Linked DNA regions of Mus musculus: region 2 is linked to region 1. A link is a loop called in an ENCODE intact Hi-C map of the cell type or tissue named here. Cell type or tissue: heart. All regions are shown on one strand. Links, peaks and the distances in the headings refer to the core of each region. The heading gives the core; the rest is flanking DNA.

Region 1 (15,515 bases), core at 2,962-10,961:
GCTGGTTTCCAGGTTTTTGATATAATGATGGCCTTTAAGCAAAGTTTGTTCTCCTTTGAGCTTTCTCCTTGGACTAAGTTGTTCCAAATGACATCACAGAAACAAAGGACCTGAACACTTTAGTATCTCTCTATTTTTTTCTTCACTGTTTATTAAACAAATCTGTGCTGACACTGCCCTTGCCTGCTGTGTCCTGCCGCTTGGTTACTAGCGCTGGCAGTGTCAGCTATGAGAGGACAAGCACTGGACCAAGAGCACAGAGAATGTCTGCAGAGGGAAGAGAGATCCTGTAAAACTGCCCCAAGCTCTCCCCACAATCTGGATTTTTCTCAGTGTACATACATATACTCTCTCTCTTTCACACACATACCATACACACACACACTCACACACTACACACACACACTCTCTCACACCACACACACATTCACACACACCACACACATATATGCACTCACACTACCCACACACATACCACACACACACACTCTCTCTCTCTCTCTCTCTCTCTCTCTCTCTCACACACACACACAAACATACCACACACACACTCACATACCACACATACACACACACCACACACACATACACAGACACTCATACACCACATACACTCTTACAACACACACTCACATGCACACACCACACATACATACACACACATACACAAACCACACACACACATATATACTCACACCATACACACACTCACACACACACAAACACACACACCTGTGTACCAGAGATGCCCAAGGCCAGTTCTCATGTCCCAGTGTTTACTAGAAGGACTTGCTGACCTCAGAGCTGAAGTCATTGGAATGACACTGGTAAGTATACACTCCCAGAAGGGTGTAGTGAGCAGGTCCAAAGAGAGAAGAAAAGGTGAAGACAGCTGCAGTGTACTTACATATAATAAATAGAGAAATCTTAAAGAAAAAAAAGTACAGGCTGGCAAGACGGCTCAGTGTTTAAGAACACCTACTGCTCTTCCAAAGGTCCTGAGTTCAAATCCCAGCAACCACATGGTGGCTCACAACCCTCTGTAATGAGATCTGATGCCCTCTTCTGGTGTGTTTGAAGACAGTGACAGTGTACTTACATATAACAATAAATAAATCTAAACAAACAAACAAACAAAAAAGTACAAGCTCCCAGCAGGAAAGCAGGGGTTGACAATAATCACACTGCTATAGAGCCTAGGCACAATAAACATAAGGAAATGGTGGGGACACTTCCTAAGTTCACGTGCCTGGATAAAGGCCAAGCTCACAAATGAGCCATTTAAAAGGACAGCAGCACCAAGCCAGACACGCTAACATTTTACCTACTGCAACCAAATGAAGGTTCTTTTTGGCCAAAACCCATACAGCTATGGAAGAGACTGTCTGTTATACTTCAATCCAGCCAGCCCCAAACGCTTTCCTCATAGACCATCATTAAAAGCAGTTATACCAAGAGAACAGAAATCTTGACAAAGCCCAACAGCGGCTTTTAAAATTCGGATCATGCCATTCCTCTACTCAAAAGCCTTGAATTGCTAGGCAGCGCCCTGTAATCTCAGCGTTCAGGGCCTGAGGAAGACCGATCATGAGTTCAAAGCCACCCAGGCTGTGTGGGCATCACCCAGCTGGCCAGCCAAAGTGAGACCCTGTCTCACAAACTAAACACAAAACAAAGCCAAGAAACCCTCAATAGGCTTTCAACTCATTCGTTCCGAGGGGTTAGTAGTCTGCTTCTCTGTTGCTGTGATAATTACCATGGCCCAAAAGCAACTTGGGGAAGAAAGGTTCTATGTGGCCTACAGGCAGACACTGCTTGCTTCCTGGCTAGCTTCCTGTCCAGGCTCACCTTGCTTCCTGGCTAGCTTCCTGTCCAGGCTCACCTGTCCAGGGCACCACCCATGGTGGGTTGGACCTTTCCCATAACAACATCAACTAAGATAATCCCACCGGGATTTGCACACAGGCTAATCTGAAGGAGGCAATTCTGATGCAGGCTCCCTCCTCCCAGGAATGTCAAGTTGACAACCATGTTAATCATCCCAGAGGCAAAATCTTTACAACGGCCTACTTCCCAAACCATAATCTGGTGCTCCCACCTCACTGCCTACTCCTGGGCCCCTCCTTCCCTCAACTACAGCCACCCTAGTCAACGGCTAAATTAAAATCTTCCGTATTAATTTAGTAAGAAACTGAATTCAGATCCTAAGAAGACCCATGGTACTCTAGACCTGAAGCTAGTAGTTCAAGCTCACTTACTACTTTTTGAACCATCTTGCTGCTCCAAAACTGACATGACTAGTTTACAAAGGAAATTCCCAACATACACGCCCTTTCAATTACAGAAAACTGACCTGCGTTTTCATCAGAAACTGGTGAAGAGTCAAAATGAGGAGACCAGAAGACCCTGTGAATCACGGAGCCCGTTCTTTCACAGGGAACCTCAGACTATCTATCAGTTACTGTGGGATATCTAGGATATGTCATTTTTTTAGACCTATTAATTTGTGTGTGTGTATGAGTATTTGCCTGCGCACATGACCGTGCACCGGGTGCGGGCCTGTGTCCTTCAGAGGTCAGAAGAGGGCACTGGATCTGCTAGGACCAGAACTATTGACAGTTGTGAGCTGCCATGGGAATGCTGGAGATCGCCTCAACAGCAACACGTCCGCTCCAGCCCCTGCTGCCGTTGCTCACTAAAAGTCTCAGGTGACTGCTATTTCCAAAATTAAATAAATTAGTCTGCACCCTAGAGCCGGTTTGCTATTATTAGTCTTGGCAAAAACAATAGAATTTAAATGGCTGGGTTTTTTTTTTTTTAACGGTCTCTGTGACCTCATATTCAAAAGGGCCAATGACATAAGGAACCCAATCTATCATGCTCTGCATGTCAGCTGAGCAGTGGGACTGTCCTCTGTGGCTTTGTAAAGCTAGTTCAAACACCCGTCACGTTTCCCCGTAACAGAGCCCCTCCTGTCTATAGGCCCAACACAAATGCCGGAACTCTCATAATTGTTTAAGTTCTCATCATCCAAACAAAACTATGGGTGTCTTAAGAGGAAAAGGCTGGCCCCTAGTCAGCTTAGTAAATCTGTTGAATAATTACCGAGAATGATCTCAAAATCCTATCAAATCATAAGAGATCGAAACAATTCCATAGTCTAGGAAATAAGCTGACTTACCAGGTTAAACAGCAAACGGACGTTCTCTCAGTCTACAGATTCACCCCTCTGACCCAGGGTAAATATCACCCAGCTCGTCCAAGTCTGTTAATTCTCCATCCTCTTGAGAAAGCTTCATGATACAAATATCTGGTAAATCATTTACAGATCAAGCAAAGGCTAATGCTAACATCTATTAACATACCGGAACAGTCTGCCCTTCTAAGCAGGACAAAACAGTGTCCACTGTTCTGACCTCACTCTCTCACACCTTCAGAAGGGCAGCCGAGCAATCTGGCACTCAGAAGGCAGCGGCAGGCGAATCCCTGAGTTTGAGGCCAGCTTAGGACTATGTATGTGAGAGCCAGCTCGCCCCCCAAAAAAACATTTTTAAAGCTGCAAGATTCCTATCTCCTATTTTTTAATACTTAATAGTAGGCAAACTGTTTAAGTTATGAACCTGTAGCCTGGTGCAACAGAGATAATAGGACCTCGTCATAGAATGAGAACTGGAATCAGAAATAACACACATGAACTCTTAATTACTTCTTAGGTTTTCAAGGAACTTTTTATCGAGTGGGTGGGAATATGTCATTTTTCATCGTTGAGAGCAGGAAAAAAAGGAAGAGTACCTCGAGTCATCTGCTATGGGGCCCTGAGCAGAAGACAGGAGAAGATAGTCCCACTTAGCCGGTAGTTCTTGGCTGGTCCTTCCAAAAAGCCCAAAGAGCTATCTATGATCCTAGCACTAAGAATGCAGGAGGACGCCCAAGAATTCAGGGCAGCCTGGTCTACATGGCGTTTCAGTCAGCTAGGGACACACAGCAAGAAAAGGAAGTAGGGTGTGGGGAGCAAACCAGGCCAAAATAAGGCTGAGAGATTCTCCCTATCACACTGACACTAGAATTGGAAGAAACTATCAAGTGTTGATGTTAGACAGGTCACACCCATAAACAAGGTAAAAGGCAGGCAATGCTCAGACCCACCACACCCCACAGCACACTTTCAATTAGCAGGCACACAAGAAACAACCTAAAATGCAAGTGATCCAAACCAAGAGTGTAAGCAGCAAAGTCTACAATTCAACACTCCTGTCACTTGTGGTCTTGAGGCAGGGAACCCTAAATTCCCAATTCCCAGCCAACCTCGGTCTGTCTTTCCTAAAATCGAGAATCCACACTACGGTATAGCACTTTATGAATCTCAATCACTTCTAAACTTTAAGCATTTGAAACTCTGGGGTCTGGAGATGGCTCAACTTTTGAAGAGGACCCCACACCTGGCAACTCAAAATCCCCCATAACCCAGCTCCATGAGGTTTAATTCCTTCTGGACTCTCTGGAAATCTGCACTCACACACGCAGCTTCCCTTTTCTCAAAAATACGGTTTAAAAAAAAAAAGTATTACCATCTTTAAAGATGTCCCAGGCCTGTCAGAAATGGCTCAGCTGGTAAAGGCACTTGCAGATCCCCAAACCCAGAAGGCAGGAGAGCAGACTTGCAGTGTCTTCCAAGGGTGCTGTGTGAAAGGCATGTGCTCACACACTCACACAAAAACTAATGTAAGGTCCACACTATCTTTTAACTAATGGTTATTTTAGAACTTAAAAGTCTTTAAAATACAAAGAGCTTCACACTGGAGCAACTTTTCATCTTGAAAAATCAGAAAATACCCAAGCATGAAAAACTATTCTCAAAAGGAGTGGCAAACTCTATCACCATCTCCTGTCAACTAAGCTTGACGTCCTCTGCTGAGATTCTCACAGGTGAACCAAGACATCAAGAAGCTCCACATGCCAGAGGCTGCTAGGGGAAACACAGTAAGTGCTTACAGAAACATTGTTTTCCTTTCCTACTATTCAAGTACATCCATCACTAAGGGTGAACACTGAGCTGTTAATGCACCAGGAACTGTTAGCTAAGTCACTATTACTAAAACTAGTCACCTCCCAATACCTACCAGCTCAGTCTTCATCCAAAATAACCGGGGAAAGTCTGAGGTAACATGTAATGAGTTTTAGGTCTTTTCCTGTATCCTAGAGGGACCCCCCCCCCCCACCAAAGCCTGCATTAGATCTTCAAGTGTAGTTTCAAGCAGGAATTTAAGGGAAGCAAGCAATTGTGAGCAAAGAACTTCATCCAACTTTTTTTCTTCCACAGCAAACACACCCCTATACAGTGTTAAATACATGACCCAAACATCAGCTATCACTCACTACACTTACCAAACTAGCCAAACATAAATCCTCTTACCTCTTTAAGAACCTTAGTACTTACAATATTTTGGCAAGAATCAGATCTTAGGAATTATTCAGTGACAACTTAAAATGTGGGGTTCCAACATTAAAATATTTTAAAAGGTAAAAAGAAAAATCTTTTCTGAAAAGCTTGATGCCATTAGGCTTTAGGCTTCCAAAATCCGAGTCAAATTTTTACCATCTCGTCAAACCCAGTAAGATAGCAGGTACTCTGAGCCCACCCACCAGGTTATACATACTCTCACTCAATCATGTAAGAATTGAATTCTTTATTTGTGATATCCATAAACGTTGCTATTCTATGTTTCTATCCAGGAAGGCATTTTCTTCTATTATCAGTTTTTGTTTTTTTTTTATAAACAACAACTTGAATTCTATTGCATGAAGGGCTACAAATACACGTTAACCAAGCAGAATACAGATATTTTGTTTTACAACTTGCACCTAAAACCCCAGTACACACAGCTGCTTCAGTAGCTACCGGAGCAGTTTGGGGCTACTGCCCAAGCTATGCATAGCAGTTTACATGTTCAAATCTCACGTAGAAAAAGTGACTGATGCGGGCTGTTAACTACACTCCCGGGAAGCCCGTCTCAGCTACAAGTAAATGTGGACCTTTCAAGTCTGCAGAATTCTGATGGCAAACTGCTAAATCTGATGAAATTGTCCTGAACAAGTAAGTTGGGTTTTTCTTAACCAACCGTCTTGCAGCTATACTGCCACTCTACCAGCAGATGGTGCTACATCCGTTGGACTTAAAAGAGGACAAAGTTCAGACTTAGGGAAGAAACGCTTTTTTTAAACCTGCTCTGAAAATACATTTAAAAAAAACTCATTTAGTGTTAGGGTAAAATAGAACCCTTATTTGTAACCATTCATTACAGACAAACCAATAAGGAAGAAACTAGGTCACCTAAAAAAGTTTTAAACAGTTTATATGAATGAGAACACATGCTTTAAACACAAACTATTTTTTTTAAACTACACAGTACATGTTTTGAAGTAAATTCTCATAGAAAGAACCAACCATGTCAAGATGATAAGCAAATCGCTTATTACAAAGAGATGGATGCACAGGACTAAACAGCCACATCCACCACTTCAGAAAGATTTTGTCTGTAAAAGGTAAATTCAACATCACTAACTGGGCAAACAGGAAGGGGAAAAAAAAAAAAAAAGAGCCCACAAGACCTCCTTTAAGCGTCTCGAAGTACACATCAAAACCTAACAAAAATATCCTTTAAAACGGTAAGGAGTGGATCCTAGGAAAAAAAAAATGTTAGACATGTACGGTCAAACACAATGATTTATTAAAAATAAAACGTAAAAATGATTTTTGTACATATGCTTCCAAATTCCAGGCATGGGATCCAAGTAGGTTTCATAGAAAACGCTGTAGCCAGGTATCAAGTCCTTACAACAAAGTAAACTACCCTCCCGCCCAACCCCCACCCAGGTGTTGCTACAGAATCAGCAAGTTCACTCCCGCCCGCCCACCCGCCCCCCCAAAAAACACAAATTAAAACAAGACATTTTTTTGCTAGTATAAAAACGACCAAGGTCCAAGTAATAATAAAAAAATAGAGTCCATCAATGACTGTAACACAAAAATGTGTGTGTGTGGGGCCGAGTCCACCTTCAGGGGGGGTAACGGGCAGGCAAGCGGGGGGTGTCGTGCCCCCCAGGGTGAGCGGCTTCCCCCGAGGGCACCTGGGGCGGGCGCGGAGGGCGACGATGGCCGCGCCCGCCGCCGGCATCCGGAACCCGGCTTCTAGAACGAGCCTCCGCCGTAGCCGCCGCCGTAGCCGCCTCTGTACGGTCCACTGTTGCTGCGGCCGCCCCAGCTGCCGCCGCCGCCGCCGCCTCCGCCGCTCTTCATCGGCCCGTACGAGGACTGGTGCTGGCTGTAGCTGCCGAAGCCGCCGAAGCCGTTGCCGTAGTCGCTGCCGCCGTATGAGCCGCCGCCGCCGCCACCGCCCCCGTAGGCGCCGTAGCCCCCGTAGCCGCCGTAGCTGTTGTAGCCGCCGCCGCCGCCACCGCCGCCCTTGGCCAGCCCGTTCTGGTCTCGGCCGCCGCCGCCGCCTCCGCCGCCGCGGCCCCGGCCTCCGCCGCGCCCGCCCCGGGCCGCCCGCGCACCCCCGCCGCCCGCGTGGATATCCTCCTTGGGCACCGCCTTCTTCACCTCCACGCGGTGGCCCTGGATCGGGTGGAACTTGACCACCGCGGCCTTGTCGGCCGCGTCGTGGCTCTGGAAGTAGACGAAGCCGAAGCCGCGCTTCTTGCCCGACTGCTTGTCGGCAATGATCTCCGCCTTCTCCACCGCGCCGAACTGCGAGAAGTGCTCGATCAGGTCGCCCTCCGCCACGTCGCCCTTGAGGCCGCCCACGAACAGCTTCTTCACCTTGGCGTGCGCCCCGGGCCGCGCCGAATCCTCCCGCGACACGGCGCGCTTCAGCTCCACCGTGTTGCCGTCCACCGCGTGCGGCGACGCGGCCATGGCGGCATCCGCCTCCTCCACGTTCGAGTAGGTCACGAAGCCGAAGCAGCGGGAGCGCTTCGTCTGGGGGTTCACCACCACCACGCAGTCCGTCAGCGTCCCGAAGGCCTCGAAGTGGCCGCGCAGCCCCGACTCACTCGTCTGCACATTGAGGCCGCCGATGAACAGCTTACAGAGCTGCGAGTTCTCCATGTCGGCCGCCCGGGCCCTGCCCCCGCCCTGCGCGCTCCGCCGCGTCGCCGTCGCCCGTTAGCGGTCGCCGAGGCCTCGTCCGAGCCCGGGCCCGGCCGCCGCCGCCACCGCCGGCGGGGAAGGGGCGGGAGGGGGAGGGAAGGGGCGCGCTGCCGGCCCGAGGGCGAGCCGAGGACGCTGGAACCCGACCGGGGCCGCCGCGGCCGCCACCTCCGCTCCCCTATCGGGACACCACACAAAGAGGCCGCTGAAGGCGCGCGCACCCTCCCCGCGCGGTGCGTCACAAGCGACGCCGGGACGCCGGCCAATCGCCTGGCCGCTCGCCTTGGTCCCGCCCACCGCGCCGCAGCGCCGCTCTCGGTCGCGGCCTCCCCGCCCTCCGCGGTTTCCCCACCACCCCGGTCCGGGCCTGGGGCTCCTCGGCGACCGCCGCTCCTTCCGCCTCCGCGCTCGCACTCGACGCGGGGCCGCGGGGCCGCGGGGCCCGGGAGACCGCCCGCCAGAGCCCTCCGCGCGTCTCCGTGGAGCGTTTCCTGGCGACCGCGCGGCTGTTCCCGCAGTCGTCCCTCCCTCCCTCCCCTCGCCGGATGCCCAGGCCCAGCTCCGCAGTGGCGTTCGCGCCAGCCCCTTGAGGGACGTGACCTGCCGGCCAATCAGCGGCTGCTCCTCAGACCCACTTCCGTTTTCCGCTGCCGCGGGACGGGCGCGCTCCTCTCGAGCACTGGCCCGGCGCCTCCCGTGCGGAACCCTCTGTCGCCCGCACGCTTCGTCCTCGCGGGAATTCTGGCCGTTCCCAACGGATCAGCCCGGGTGGCCCCCGCGCGGACTTTTTAAAAACTTGACTGTTGGGGGCCGGCCCGCACCCGGCGTCGGCTCCCCTAGGGGCGGCACAAAGATGGAGGGCCTCGGCCTGACCCCAAGGCGGTTATTGGCCGTTTACGGTGGGCTGGTGGCTCCATTAATCCAATGCGACTCTTGCCCCGTGCCACTCTGCCCGCCGAAGCAAGCCCATGAGAGGGAACACCACCAAAGCCCTTGAGACCGGGTAACCCAGACCAGGCCCGAGCCAGGCCTGCGGTAGCCGCTGGCGATGCTCCGCCCTGTGAACTCAGCAGCGAGCTCCTGCGGACATGTTCCTTGCGAGCCACGCAGGATTTATTCGGCCCCATCCTTACACTGCTAGCCTTGAGCCAGGCTGACCTCGAACTCCCAAGCACTAGATTATAAGCATGCCCTATGAGATTTCCTATTTTTATTGCCTTCTCACCGCCATCCCAACTGTGGTTTGGGAATTAAACCCAGGGGACTTAACTAGAGTTGGAGCAGTGTCCCCCGACACGTCCTATCCCCATTCTGTCCCGTTACTTCTCATCTCCCTCATCTGGTGCACCCCTGTGACCTGCAGCCAGCAGCTTCTACTGGGCTGCCAGCTTCGTGAATATGAACAGCCATTTTGCCAACTTTATCCATATAACTAGATTTTAAAAAAAAACTGTCAGGGACTGTGCTTAGTGTTCACGGATAAGATCTCAATTTCTACAGTGTCTTAGGGTTGTAGAAATAAGGCAAGCTGGGAAGGAACGGCCTTATTTGGTTTACATTTCCAGATCATAGTCCATCACTGGAGGAAGTCAGGACAGGAACTCAAACAGGACTGGAACCTGGAGGCAAGAGCTGATAGAGGCTGTGGAGGGGTGCTGCTTGCTAGCTTCTAGCTTCACAGGGCTTGCTTCTCCGACTGCTTTAGTATAGCACACAGGATCATAAAGGATGGCCCTCACCACCCACAATGAGCTAGGCCCTGCCCCACTGATCACCAATTGAGAAAATGCCCTCCAGCTGAATCTCATGGCATTTCCTCAACTGAAGTCCTGTTCTCTCTGATGACTCTACCTTCTGTCAAGTTGATACACATAACCAGCCAGTGCATACAAGAGAAATGTGGGTTGGTTGGTTGGTTTTTCCATTTTAAAATGAACTACATGACTGAAGAGATGGCTCAGTAGTTAACAGCACTTGCAGCTTCCAGGGGACCTGAGTTCTGGTCAGTTCCCAGCACCCAGGTCAGGGCTTCGGTCTAACTGAAGCTCTGGCCTCCACGGGCACCTGCATTCATGTGCACATGCAGACACACACACACCTACACATAATTTTTAAAACATTTTAATTTTTTTAAGATTTATTTTATGTGAGTATACTGTAGATATCTTCAGACACACCAGAAGAGGGTATCAGGTCTTACTACAGATGGTTGTGAGCTACCATGTGATTACTGGAAATTGAACTCAGGACCTCTGGAAGAGCAGTCAGTTTGTTTTTTTGTTTTTTTTTTGTTTTTTTTTTTGTTTTTGTTTTTTTTTTTTTTTTTTTTTTTTTTTTTTTTGGTTTGGTTTGGCTTGGTTTTTGGTTTTTGGTTTTTCAAGACAGGGTTTCTCTGTGTAGCCCTGGCTGTCCTGGAGCTCACTCTGTAGACCAGGCTGGCTTTGAACTCAGAAATCCTCCTGCCTCTGCCTCCCAAGTGCTGGGATTAAAGGCGTGTGCCACCACTGCCCAGGTAGCAGTCAGTATTCTTAACCGCTGAGCCATTTCTCCAGCCCATAAAGTAGTTTTTAAGACAGTAACTTCATTGCCCCATTGCATGCCAGGATTTGATACATGCAGCAGGGTGGGGTGGAGTGTGCTTCACATGAACACCAGAGGGCTAAAATATTAGCTCAGCAAACAGAAAGCTGGAGGGAAGGAGCTATTTTGGTGTATGTATGGAGTTACAGAAGATTAAGAGCCTCCATGGGGGTGCTGGGAATCAAGCCCAGGTCTTCTGCAAGAGCAGCTGTTAAGTTCTGAGTCATTTCACCAGCTCAGGTCTTTATTGACTTTGTTTTTTGACAATTCATGATTATTCTCTCCCATCTCTGTCAACCCAGCTCTTCCTTATCCATTCCTTCATCGGATTCATAACTTTGTGACCGTTTAGTTTGACAGGGGCTATATTTTGACTATTGGGTTGGATCTATGCACTGGAGCCTGGTGAGGCCGCCTGTGGGAACACAAAGGCAGCAGCCCCCATTCTTGAATATGTCAGTGGCAAATAGGCCAAAAGTGAGGGTAGGAACCCGAGAGTCCCTACATCACCCATGCCTCACTGTGGATCTGCTCATTGTTGGACAGACCTCATGCAGGCATCCATAGCTGCTGTCAGTTGTGATTACAACAGCTGTGTCTGGACACACATACACACAAATCCTAAGCCTTAGAGGGCAGTATACCAGACTCCCTATTACAGTGCTTCAGTAAACTCTATTTTCTCCTACACCAGAAGGGCCTTTCTTCCCCTTGAGGTCTAGAAAGGGTTAAAGTAAGGTGGATGCTCAGGCCCACGTGCTGTGTCAGCTGAGAGACACTCCCATGCCACCTGCCTTGCTATTACAATATTAGACCACTAAAGTTCCATTCTAGTGATCTTTTCTTACCTTCATCTAGTTGTGCAGCTGACCTGGTAACAGGATGAAAGAAGCAGCAAGCAGCAGTGACACCCCAGGAATTAGCCCGCCGCCACCAGCTGCTTGACAGCTGAAGCAGTAGCACCTGCAATGTTAGGAGTGGCCAGCGGGGTGGAGTGGGGGTAGTGAGAGAGAAAGGTTGAGAATGAAGAAGGAAAGGTTGTCAATAGCCACAGGAAGTGCCAGCTCTGGTCACCAGAAGAGTTCCACAGCATTATCAAGCCTTCAGGGCCAACAGGTGAAACACTGGGTGCTGTGAAAGGCTGAGGGGACACCACGCCCTCAGCCCACGTAGAGCTGTAGAACTCAAGTGGTCTAAAGGTTCCTAAAATCTGAGGCCTACAAGGAGCCTGAGCCTGGAAGGTGCCACCCACTGTGCCTCCCACCCCCTGCTGCCCAGGCTTCTCCTCAGCTACTTAAAATTCCCATACAGTGCAGTGCAGAAGGACCCTCTAGCCAGCTAGTCAAAGGTGGTATAGGTGATCCTCCAGCAACAATCCTGTATGTCAAAGCTGGGCTTCTTCATACTCTACTAACCAAAACTAGCGTCAAATGCAAGGAGACAAACCCAGAAGATAAAGGAGCTTTCATATCAACCAGATTGTCTACCATTGAGATCCTAACAGATACAAGATGATCCGCAAGATGATCCGCTGGTCTCTGCTTATGTCTTGCAGATGTTCACTGGAATCTTACTGAACGCCTTAGACCAGAGGTTCTCAACATGTGGGTCATGATCCACTCCAGGGTCACCTAAGCCACTGGAAAACATGAGTCACAAGAATACCAAAATTACAGTTATGAAGTAGCAACAAAAGTAATTTTATGGTTTGGGGGTCACCACAACACGAGGAGCTGCATTAAAGGGCAGCAGCATTGGGAAGGCTGAGAACCATTGCCTTAGACTAAGACTGACACTTGCCTGGCTGAATCTTTACAAGGGCCAGAAAGGTTTTGTTGGGTAGCAATCTCCTCTGAGATAAAACCTTCCAACTTTGAGGGAAGCTCCTTAAGACACCGGGGGAGCATTCTGTCCTTCAGGGAAGCGACTTTAACTCAGAAAACAGTAACAACAGTAACTGCAGGAAGTCCCTGAAATCCACCAGATTCACCAGGCTCCTCTCCCCCCTGAGGACCTCTAAGAAATAAGTTCTATAGAGAAAAGTTCTCAGGCCAGTGGAGCTGCTTGGAAGACATGTCTCCACCGCTGCCTGCAAGGTGTGTGGTGAGGTACAGGTTCCCAGCTTCCCTGAGCTGTCACCCACTCTGGGGTGGGCATCTTGGTGATGAAGCTGTCTTTAAGGCAACTCTGCTTCTATAACTAACCCCAATAAAACTCGCTGGCTTCCCAAGTTGGACCTTGGTAGTATTCTTACCATGGTCTGCTGTTGGCTCCTTATGCAGAGTGAGTAGACATTTTCTCGGGGATGGCACCACATGACAGGTAAATCCTATGCCAGTCTTTCACTGAAGAAGCCAAGGCTATCACCACAGTCAGTTGCCCAAGCTTTGCCTTCTATACCATCCTACCTTCCTGTACACAAAGAGTCAAGTCGAAGAAAGGCAATAGACTGGAAGCTGAATGGGTCATGGTCACATCTTTCTAAATCCCTTGGCTTCTCAAGAATTTTAAATATTTAAGACTCCAAGGAAGATACTGCCACTGTGGTATCACTAATGTGCCTAGCTAACTGCCCCTCAGAGTAATTATAGTGTTTCTGTCATTCTTTGGCACACACAACAGCAGTCCCATAAGATTTTACCCTCTAGTGACACTGGAGCTGCTCATTAATTAGTATGAGTAATTCTGTCATGTTCGCACACTGAAGTCACCCAGTGGAGCACTTCTTAGAAAGTTACATATGATCCCTGGGGCTTAGCGATGCATGACTGTAGTTGCAAAATGTCACCTGAAACACTGTCTGACCCCAGGTTGCATGTGCATATTCGATAAGGGGAAAATCAAAACACAGACTAGCAACTTCAGCATCTTGTCTGCAAGTGGCAGGAGGCAAAGTGTCCACCCCAGCCCTCTCCCTCTATGCATACATTTCCAGAGTCAAGGCCAGTTCCCACGCTCATGTCACACTCCTCAGAGTCTGCCTCTCAGATTTCTGTTGCTGCACGGTATCCCTGAATCAGATGACGCCCCATAAACAGTCAACTTTGCGCAAGGGTTTCATAAGGTCACCTGCTGTGATGGTTAATCTTATTTACCTTTCAGCCAGGGACTCTCTACACAGCCCTACCTATCCTAGAATTCTCTACATAGGCCAGGCTAGTTCCTTGTCCTCTGCCTCCCCAGTGCTGGGATGTAATGTGTGTGCCACCACTACAAAACGCGATGACTAACATTTATTGTGTACTTGACTGGATTTAGACTCATGTAGGTAAGACTATCCAGACATGCCTGTGAGGATGCTTCTAGAAAGAAGTTAAGATGCGAAGTGGAGATGTTTGGGGTTTTTTGAGACTCTGTGGTGTCATGTGATTTTGTTTTGGTTTGGTTTTGGTTTGGTTTGTTTGTTTTGCAAGACAGGGTTTCTCTGTGTAGCCCTGGCTGTCTCTGTAGACCAGGCTGACCTTGAACTCAGAAATCCACATGCCTCTGCCTCCTAAGTGCTGGGATTAAAGGCGCGCACCACCTCTGCCCAGTTTGGAAGTCTGCCGTACGAAGCAGACATGTGAGAGGATGTTTTGCTGAAGACAGACAGGTGGTGTTTCTTCTGGTAGTTGCCTAGAAAGGGGGCATGTGATGTTTTGCTAGAGCGGGTGCTTGAGAGAACTCCTGATGTTTGAAAGGGGTCTAAATACAACCCAACAGACAGTGTATGATGCTGATTGGCATTGGTTCACCTTGTCTTCTCTGCTGATCATTGCTTGTCACGACTTCATACAGGTGGCGCTCCAGTGGCTTCTCGTCACGTTCCTGGAGTCGGGCCAATTGACAGAGCATCATGGATTGGTCCAGACTGAGCTGCTATTGCTGATTCGAGATTGGTGTTTGAGAGTGGATAGAGTGACCACTGCTGATTTGTGTGACATGAACTGCTGATATCCTCCTTTGTTTAAAAAAATTATTTTCTGTAGATGAGTACACTGTAGCTGTACAGATGCTTATGAGCCTTCATGTGGTGGTTGGGAATTGAATGTTAGTTGACCTCGCTCCGGTCAACTCTGCTCACTCAGGCCCAAAGATGTATTTATTATTATATATAAGTACACTGTAGCTGTCTTCAGACGCACAAAAAGAGGGCATCAGATCTCATTACAGATTGTTGCTGGGATTTGAACTCAGGACGTTTGAAAGAGCATTCAGTGCTCTTACCCACTGAGCCATCTCGCCAGCCCTGCTGATATATTCCTGACAACACAGATTGGATTCATCCCCAAAGAACGACTTCTAAGTAGGTCCACATCCCCTTGTCCTATTTCCTCCCCTACCTTTAGATGGTGGGCTCAAAGAAGAATCAAAGCATTTGAGAACCCTTATTAAAAGTGTGTGTGTGTGTGTGTGTGTGTGTGTGTGTGTGTGTGTGTGTGTGTGTGTGTTTTAAATCTAAGTCTACAGAGGTGTGAGCAAACTCCCTATCTGAGGGCAGCACCAACCCATGGGCGGGGATCTTGAGTTGAATAAGAAAGAGAGATGGAGTGGAGCGCACCAGTTTGCTCCTCACGCCTTCCTGGCAGCAGATGCGCTGTTGCCAGCTGCCCCTCTCTCCTCCCACCAGGAGGGACTACATCCCTGCAAACCACGGGCTAAAATCGCATCACTTTTGTATCCCGTCACAGCGACAAGTAACGAGATGTTCCAGTCCCAGAAGCTCTTTACAACAAGCACCGTGGTCATGAAAACTGAACTATTTGCTTTTGTCCCAGGGACCCCCCAATGCTGCTTGCTCACAAGG
Region 2 (9,534 bases), core at 1-8,000, 270 kb after region 1:
GGTAATAAAATACATTTCTCTCTTTCTAATCAGGCAGTGAGGCATAAACTGTTGGGACATACCGCTCGGGGCCACTGCTGTCTGGGACTGAAACACTGGCATTGTACTGCATTGGTCATTGGCGTTCGTGGATGTTGGCATTGGGCATGGGCATTCAATCAGAAGTTGTCAAGTATTGTACCCGTTTGGCAACGAGCACATTTTTGGGCATAGCCAACCAGGGTTTTCACATGGGCGTTCAGGGGCGGATGGGCCAACGTCATGGTGGGCAACGCAGGGGTAAGTCGATCCAGTACATGGGCAACGGAGATATATGGCCAAAAAAACAAGGAGAGGGAAAAGGGGGAAAAGCAATAAATTTTAATTTAATACAAACTATACTCATACTCTCAATGAAACAAGCTTAAGTTGTTCTGAAGACTAACACAATAATGGACTTCTCTATACCTGACCGTGGCTTCTTAACATTTAAGGACCTTAAATGATGGTTCTAGGTTTTGTTTTGTTTTTTAATGTTTCAGTAGCAGGCTGGCTCGTGAGGGTAGACACAAAACCTGTCATGACTCAAAAGTTTACTGAAATTGAGGAAAATGGGGAAATAACCCAGATAATTATACAGAACATCTGGATTAAGAGGAAAGAGGTTCAAAGACAAAACAAAAATTCCCACACCAAACCCCCAAATATTAAGACTGATTTGGTTTCATAAGGTATAAAACACATCTTATAAGCAGATTTATAAAAATTACAACGAAATCTAAAGTTTATTAAGAGAAACACAAAGATCTGTTACCAAGAGAAATGAAATACTGTTAGGTACTCAAAGTTATTTGCCTCAATTTTACCAAGATAAACATTAAGAAATGTAGATAGTATGAGGGAAAAAAATAAATTTTGGTGTAATCAGTTCTAGAAATACACACACACTTCTGGTGCTGCCAACATTTAATGTGTCTAATCACAAGAGTCAACCCACTATAAATTATGAAGACTCAAATCCTAGGCAAACAGTTCTGATTGCCAAGATTAATCTATTCATTACCCATATTTAGAAATCAGTCAGCATGAGCTCCATGTTGCAAACTGTGGAACAGATGATTTAAAAGAAAAAAAAAGGAAATAAAGTTTTTATCAGCCATATTCAATGGCTTTCAGAAATGACTAAATCCCTCTTACACATACAAGAGGAATTATACAATTAAGGGTTTTTACACTTTGTCTCCATTCCTAATTAAGATGTTTTAATCTTATTTGAAATGAATTAATTTGAAGGGTTTTATTAAAATATGAAAAGATTTAATTATGTTCCACCTTAATCAGGGTTTTAAAAAAAAAGAAGTCATTTACATAACCATTAATTATTACAAATGGTTTGTAGCTAGTCAGTGATTTCTAAGATGTGAACCTTTAAAATTCTAGAAACATACAATGAATGTGCTTGCTTGTTCAGTAGTTTAATACTTACGTCTGTACGGAGAGCCTTAATATTCTTGCCTCCTTTTCCAATCACTGCTCCAGCATTCTGGAATAGACAAAAAAAAAATTTTGCATTTAGAAAATTAGTATTTTTAAGCTATATTTTTAACTTCTAATGTTTGCACAGCACTGAAAATCTTGAGAAAGAAAAAAATCAAGATGAATAGTTTTATGGTCTTTGGAGTATTCAGAACACCAGGCATGAATATAAAATTCCTAGAAAGCACAGATTACAAGTGCCCTCTTGTAAAAAAACAAACAGAATCTAAACAGTACCTACTTTTATATTGTGACTTGAAATAAGTGATGGGGTAGACTTAAGTAAACTAGTTTCCTGGGGAAATAAGATGCAACCAACACTTAAAACCTGTGTCTACAGTTACTCCACTCATCTCTCTAGCTGATCTGTGGTGGACCCTGGTAATAGGGCTTTCACCATTAAAATTTCAGCACTACCGGCAGTTCTGAAATCTGCTTATCATTAAGAACCACAACTAAATGTGATAGCGCACACTCGGAATCCCAGTAATCAAAGACAGAGGATCAAGAGCTCAAGGCCCGCCTCACCTGTGAGGGGTCTCAAAACAAATGAACCCTTTAAAAACCTTTTATTCAACGTGTTATAAAATTCTGAAAGGTTTCCAGAGCCAAAGCAGAGTTCAAAGTGAAAAAGCATCCATTTATATTTAACTACTAACCAACCTCCAAATTTTAAAGAGCTTATACCTTGCTCTGAAGCAAAATGCGCAATTCAACCATCTCATCAGTATTTCTAGATCTTTTAAAGGCTTGCTCCTCTTCCATATCTTCTGCAGGGCGTTTACCTAGAAATTAAAGTTTAAATTTTCAATTAGAAACATCCCCCAAGAAAGGGTAATTGAAGCCACTTTTTAAGTCCCTGCCTTTGTCTCCCTAATATCCCTAATATCAAAGGCCTTATTTTAATAAGTATTTCAAAGGATTAAAATGTTGGTTGGAAAAACTGTACTGCTTTTTAACCTGTGCAAGAAAAGGTTACTTCTTTTCATAAAAACCAACAGACAAACTCAAGACTACAAAAAAATGAAACTATATAAGAGGTAAACAGAACATATCAAAAACATTTATGGTAATTAAAGTAACAGAACAGAAAATACTAATTGGTTATAATTAAAGTATCTTCTCACCAAATTCACCATTGGTTTCGGTGTTGGGGAAGGTTTCTTCTGGCTGTTCGGTCTCCATTTTCTTGAATTAAATGGATCCACCAATCTGTTGAAAAATAAAGAAGCTAGCTAGTACATTGGCTTATCAGAAAGCAAACACTCTTTTGCTTAAAATCTTCCAAAAAAAAAAAAAAAAAAAAAGGATTCTGCTTCCAGCACACACAAGTGACATCCTAGTGCTACAGTAGTATATAAAAACAAGGTCTGATTCGAGGAAACTAAAATATTCCTAAAAGTGAACTGTTTTTAAAAACTATAATTGAGGAGAGACAGGCATAATGGACTTCTTTTAGACTAGATTGTCTCAATGAAGCACACCCTAACCACCTCCACCACCAGAGCCTTGCGCCCCCCCCCCCCGCAAGGGGTGTGGGGGACCAGTAATTCCGTCCTCAGCAACTTGCTTCATTTCATTACAACGGAAAAACTAGTCGACATATAATTTTGTTCACGAGACTAATTCTTGAAAAGACCACGTCTTATCACAAAACTAGTGTTATAGTAGGGCTAGTAGTAATTTTTTCCCCGCCTTTGGTCGTGACTGACAACACTAATCAATGAAATCTGCCAACTTTAAAAAACTTAGCGGCAAATACAAGGTACATTGAACTTTCAGACACAGAAATCTAAAGAACCAGATGGAAACGACCACCATTATTCAGCAAAGCCACGGAATCTTTAATCACCAACACCATTATTTTAGGCAACGTAAAAAAGGCTATTTCCCAACAATTTTACCTCTAACCCAACTCTCCAAGACTGCAACCAAACCATCACAACTGGTCCAGTTAACTCGTAGTCCTACCAAAGCCAAGGACCAACACAGGATCTTAAAGTCGAGGCATCACCCTCATGCCTTCTCCTATTCCAAAACGCCGGCAGCAAATGACGATCCCTCTGGGGACCACTTTAAATGCAGAGATCGGCCGGCCACTCCGCTAAACCCCCGGCCGCGGGGGTAAATGGATTCAGGCAAATCAGCCGGGTCTACGCACACAAACAGGCCCAGCCAGCCCTCTCGTCCCGCGGCCGCTGTTCCCACAGCGCGCTGGTGTTAACAGGTCCGCCGAGCGAGACCGACCGCGCGCGCTCGCCTCCCGCCCACGGGCCGGGCCTGGAAGCAGCGGCCAGCGACCGTCGCCGAGCGGCGAGCCTCTCCTCACCCGGATCCGACAGGAAATGGCGGCCCGCGTAATGGCGACTACGTGCGACTAGGCGGAGTCGCGCGAGACCCCCCTCCCCCACCCAGCACGCGGGCTCGCGAGCGCCCGTCCCCCGCACCTCCCCCACCACCCGAGACAAAGCCGCCGCGGCCGCCCCATCGGCCCCGCCGCGCAGCACCCCCCACCCCGGAGGTGGGGTGAGGAGGGAGGCCCACGCCGTGGAGGGACAAAGGGCGGCCGGGGCGCACACACACACACCACACCCGCGAGTCCACCGGACGGCCCGGCGCTCCCTCCACACGGGGCGCCCGCGTCGCAAACCCACAGGCCTCTCCTTCCCGGGTCCCTCAAGCCACCTAGCGCCGGCACGCCAACCGCAGGGGCACGCTCGGGGAAATGGCGGCGGTGGGGGGAGGGGAACCCGGGCAACGTTCCCCGGCGGGCCACGGCCGCCCCGAACGCCACCCCGGACAGCCGACTACGGCGTCCGACCCCGCTCCAGCCAGCGCGACCCGCCCGTCCCGCTCACCGCGCGAGTCCGCCGTTGCCTCCCGGCCGCGCCGCCTCCGACGGTCGGTCACTGCTAGACAGAGAACGAGGACAAACCCCCTCCCACTTCAGCGTCGCGCCCCATTGGCTGCCCAGGCTTCGGCGGTGGTGCGAGCGCGAAGCGATTGGCCCGTGGCCGCGTCAATTACGGCGCCGAGAACCCCGCCTTCCGCCGGCGACTCCCTTTGGGCTGGAAGGCCGCGGGCCTGAGAAAACTCGGGCATGGGGATAGCCCAAGCCGCCATCCCGGGGCGCCAACCCGCTCCGGGGACTCGCTACCCCGAAGCCCTAGCCCACCCAGATACCTACAGGCCGCAATCGAGTGGGAGACGAGCACGACGGCGACGTCCGTGCAGCGGAGAAGCAGAGGATAATGGCGTCTGCAGCGCTGTCGCCTGTAGCGCCCTCCTCCTTTCTCGTTCGCGCACTCTGTGGTGAGGGGGAGGGGAGTAGTGACAGACCTCTCGCGAGACTTCAGCGGCGCTGCTCACGTGTGCCGGGAGGGGCGACTGCGGGGGGATTTTCGAGCCCCGAGGGAGTTTGGCGCGATTGGAGGAGGGACGGTCGCCCCGTGAGCGCCCGATTGGGCGGGAAGAAGTGAAAGAGGGAAAAGAGAACCCAGCTGGGAACGGGAGAGGGAGAGCGGCGCGCGGCCCTGGGATCACGCTGCGGTGCGAGGCGAGGCGAGGCGAGGCGGGAAGGCCAGGTCGGTCGGTGCTCCGCCCGGGTTCCGCAGCTACCCGTTGTCGCGTCTCGCTCGCCCCCTCCCTCCCCGGCGCTGCGGGCTCTGCGCCCCCTCCGCGGCGCCCGGGAAACCCGCTGTGCTAACGGCTCCCCCGGCGGGGAGGGCGGGGGAGGGCTGGAAGCGGCGCCCGCTCCCAGGGAGCCCGGGGCTTACTTCCGTGTTGGGCCGGTGCGATGCAGACCCCCCGGGAACGCCGCGTAGGGAATGCCCGCGCGTCCGTGCTGCAGCGCTCCCTGGGACCCTCCCTGAGAAAGCTCGCAGGCACACTGCCCCGCCATGGCTGCCCCACCAGGGGAAGGGAGGGTCACTGCGGGTGCTCGCCTCGCTCCTCATCCTCACAGCAGAGCTCCACGGTCCCCAGACTCTGGCTGATGTCCGGATGTCAGCCTGTAGGGGTGACCTCCAGTTAGCGAGGCGTGTGTGCGAGCGCACCCTGTCCTACCTTTCCCTCGAATAATCCCAAAATGTGCACACCGGCCAGCACCCTGTAAATCGCTCCGTTACAGAGCGGTCGAGCCATCCTTTACCTAACTGACAGAAGAGACTGGGGCTTGAGGATCTGGTGAGGGGGCTCTCGTTCTGAGACAGCCTAGTGTAGCCCTGGCTGTCGTGGGATCCTGTAGATCTCCTGCCGCTGCCTCTCAAACGCTGGCATTAAAAGCGTGTGCCCCCACTCCTGGCTCAAGATTTTTCATATGGTGGTTTTTGACCCGGAGGGTCTCTCAAGAGATCCACCTGCCTCGTCCTCCCAAAGCAGGGATTAAAGGCAAGCGTAACCATGGCCAGCTAAAGTTAGTATTTCTTTTTTTCTTTTTCTTTTTTTTTTTTTTTTTTCCGAGACAGGGTTTCTCTGTGTAGTCTTGGCTGTCCTGGAACTCTGTAGACCAGGCTGGCCTCGAACTCAGAAATCCAATGCCTCTGCCTCCCAAGTGCTGGGAGTAAAAGCGTGTGCCACCACTGCCCGGCAAGTTAGTATTTCTAGTACAACATTTTTTTTTTCCGAGGCAAGGTTTCTCCGTGTAACCCTGGCTGGTCTGGAACTCAGAGATCCCCCTGTCTCTGCCTCCCGAGTGCTGAGATTATTGCCTGCATAGCCGCCTCCACCACCCCGCTAACAACTTTTTTTGTAAATGAGAAGTGGGAATCTAAAGGAAACTACAGAAATTGTCTTGACTAGTCTCTAGTGAGAAGTTGCTTCCTCAAGATTTCATGGCAGGATTGTTCTTGCGCCCACCCCCACCCCCCAGTTATACCTGTTTGTTTTCTTCTCTCACTTTTTTAGGTTTTCTCTTTGAGTAATCAAAGTGTCTTTTGTCCGTCCTTCATTTTCTATTTAGAGTTGGAGGTTTTCAATTCCTTATTAAAACCTCAGACTGTAGCTCAGTGGTGTAGCACACTGAGTGCGGAGGCCCTGGATTTGGGTGTCACAACAAAGCCCATGCCACTTTGTTTCCTTTAGTGGCTCCTGGGTAACCATTAACCTAATGCTTTAGTATCAATTTGGATTCAGTATGACTTAGCTGTGAGATTTAATATAATTTCAACAGTTCAGTAGCTGGCTGAGAAAATATTTGAAATACTGTAGGCACCATACCCCGAGTTCTGTCCTGTTTGCCACTTTGTGCTGACAATTCAATGCTTATTACAGTACTTTGAATACATTGTGGGTTTTGTTTTATGTGTGAGGGAGTTTTTTGAAAAGTAGAATAAACTATGATGGTTCATGCCTTTGATCATAGCAGCTGGGAAGCAGAGATGTGAATCTGTGAGTTCTAGGTCAGCCAGAGCTACATAGTCAAACTGTCTCAAGAAACAAACAAAACTAAGGTAAGAGGGCAGACAGGTGAGATGGAGCAGTGGGTGAAGGTGTTGGCTGCCAAGGTAAATTTCATCTCCAGGATGGGGGAAGACCAGACCTTACTCTCTTGACCTCTAACCTCCACACATGTGTATATAATGAAAAAAAGTTTTAAAAAGTATTGAGGATAGAAACCATATTCAAGATGACAGAACAGAGCTGGGTTAGAGACTCCTAAGTGGGATTTTCTCTCTAGTTTTATTTTTATTTATTTTTTCCTCAAGATAAGGGTTTCTCAGTGTACCCCTGGCTGGAACTTCTTCTGTAGACCCAGGCAGTCCTCAAACCCTGAGATTTGCTTGCCTCTGCCTTCTGAGTGCTGGGAATAAAGGCATGTGCCACCAGCCAAGCTTTGTGGCTACTTCTTATGTCAACAGTAATATAACGGTTTTATCCCTATAAAAGGTAAGGTCTATTACCTTCCCAGAACTCTAAAGTCATCTTAGTGTCTTTAACAAGTTAAAATGGTGTTAGAAGTAAGTGCTTATTTATTTATTTATTTATTTAAACATTTTGTAGTGTGACTAAGTGGGAGCCAGGGGATAACCCTGTGGGACAACCCTGTGCAGAGTTCTCTTCTACCCTATTGGACCATAGGAGTAGACTCATCGTTACATTTAGTGGCAGGTACCTTTACCTGCTAAGCCATCTTTCTTAGCCCAACTTATTTTTTAAAGGAAAATAATAGAAACATAAAATGGATATAAATCTTTGTTACTGATTTAAGATCTCAGCTATTGATTGAATGCCACATACAATATCTAGGAATGGTGTTCTATTAAAAAAATCTGAATCTGATTAAAAATTAATCATTGAGCCAAGTATGCCTAAACCTTAGTGGTAATTAGCAGAATTTTCCTACTTGGTTCTGTTTAAGTCTTAGTAGTTTTTAGAATGTAAATATGTATTAGTAGCCAAATATCAGGTACAAAGGTTAATAAAAGTATTTTTTCTTACTATAAAAGTGGTGAGGATTAAGTTTTGTAACTTTATATGTTGCTATTATGCTAAGGAAATACGAATATATTTTTCACGTCATTAAATAGTCCCTAAAAAATGTTAGAGCTGGGTGTGATGGTATATTCCTTTAATCCCAGAACTTGGGAGGCAGGTTCGAATAGATCTCAGTGGAGACCAGTCTGGTCTGCATAGAGAGGTCCAAAGTCGCATAAAAGGAGAGGCCCTGTCTCAACAAAACAAAACAAAACAAAACTTGAAGGTCTAGAGGGATGGTTCCTGGTCTAAGAACTTAACTGCTCTTCCAGAGGATTGGAGTAACTCCCAGCAGTGTGTAATATCCAACTCCAAGGGACCTGACCCCCACCTCCTTGAGCATCTGCACTTGTGCACATGCCTCCACCTCCCCACATATACCTTATACCACCCCACACACTTAAACATGTTTAAAAATCTGAAGACTACACAGCCTTCTATTTCATAGACATAATGTATGTTTTTGCTTGATAACATTCAAACCCCCTCAAATATATAAATATTGATAAGCTTTGTCAGATAAGCATTCCAGTGTCTTTTGTTCCTCTTCCCTCATCCCTCTCCTCTTTCCTCCTAAATCCTAGAGATTGAGCCCAAGGCTGCAGATACACCTGTTCTTGTCTTTATTTCTGATCTTTTAATATTGGTTCTGGAAAGTAAAAGGTGTGTGTTACAGGATATAAACTTAATGTTCAATTTAAAAGACCTCTTTTTCCAAGTTGTTTTTCTTGTACTGAGGGGACTGTTGTTTGTCTATCAGCAAATGGGAAATTGTGTGTCCTAGCTGACCCTTTGCTGTCTGCCATGACTGTGGTAAGACACTTTTACAAGGGAGAGGGTATTATGCCTAACCAAGAGCAAGTGGGTCCCAGGCTGCCCTATCTCCTATGCTTGCCTTCCTCAGCAGCTAAAGGCACTTGCCACCAAGTCTGACACCATAGTTTTGATCCCTAGAACCCACCTGGTGGAAAGAGAACCAAGTCCTGCAAGTTGTGCCATGGTATATATCACTGCTTCAAAAAAAAAAAAAAAGTCCTCCGGTACCTGAGTTTCCTCTGAACTGCTTGGTCACACACTGTGTTAATTACCTTAGTTATCTTCTGGTTTAACTGTAACCCTGGAAACAGGCTGCCTCTGCCTCCCCAGTGCTAGGTGTATGCCACCACCACCCGGCTACATTTCCATTTTTAGCCTGTATTGTTTTTATTTTACTTAACTGTCCCCAGAACCACACCATCCTACTTTTGCACTCATGGGAATAAGCTAGTGACTTTCTGTGGCGCAATTCTAGAATCTTCACTGCCCCTTATCTTATGTTTCAGGGTCATTTCTCTGCAGAGGAGGCTCTGAGTACTGTACTGACCATCTAGCTTGAAATCCCTCGTTAGCTCACAGGCTGGCCTGCTAAGTGGTGAGTTTTCTTATGGACATGCTAAGCATAGATATATATTTAAATTGATTTGTCTTTAGTATTTTGCTATTGGTTTGTTATACTGAGAGAATCAGATTTAAGCATACCTGACAGCACAGTTGAGAATATTTAGG

What was found. Peaks named below come from ENCODE experiments on the same cell type or tissue, not always from the same donor. Only the 100,000 strongest peaks of a DNase experiment are listed, where the experiment ranks them.
Region 2: a loop joins it to region 1, with 2.8 times the contacts of the local background. A loop is called at or near these places in 2 of 42 quality-filtered maps.

What each region holds. Positions count from the first base shown.
Region 1 is chr13:58,120,207-58,135,721 of GRCm38, forward strand. Hnrnpa0 (heterogeneous nuclear ribonucleoprotein A0) reads right to left here and starts at 8,350. Exons shown (of 1, transcript NM_029872.1): 1 at 5,673-8,350. The coding sequence starts at 8,107. The coding sequence ends at 7,190. It overlaps Gm40964 (a long non-coding RNA gene), which reads left to right and starts at 10,549. Exons shown (of 4, transcript XR_001780964.2): 1 at 10,549-12,825; 2 at 14,507-15,515. It also overlaps a transcript of Klhl3 not described here. In heart, for the core only: CTCF peaks have their summits at 6,129 (motif pointing right) and 8,977; DNase peaks (open chromatin) are centred at 7,695, 8,375, 8,765 and 9,845; H3K4me3 peaks cover 4,220 bases; H3K27ac peaks cover 3,440 bases.
Region 2 is chr13:58,397,691-58,407,224 of GRCm38, forward strand. It overlaps Hnrnpk (heterogeneous nuclear ribonucleoprotein K), which reads right to left and starts at 4,822. Exons shown (of 16, transcript NM_025279.3): 1 at 4,703-4,822; 2 at 2,643-2,727; 3 at 2,203-2,300; 4 at 1,466-1,522; 5 at 63-106. The coding sequence starts at 2,700. It overlaps Rmi1 (RecQ mediated genome instability 1), which reads left to right and starts at 4,907. Exons shown (of 3, transcript NM_028904.3): 1 at 4,907-5,099; 2 at 9,312-9,400. In heart, for the core only: CTCF peaks have their summits at 4,133 and 4,755; DNase peaks (open chromatin) are centred at 4,491 and 4,871; H3K4me3 peaks cover 4,352 bases; H3K27ac peaks cover 2,463 bases.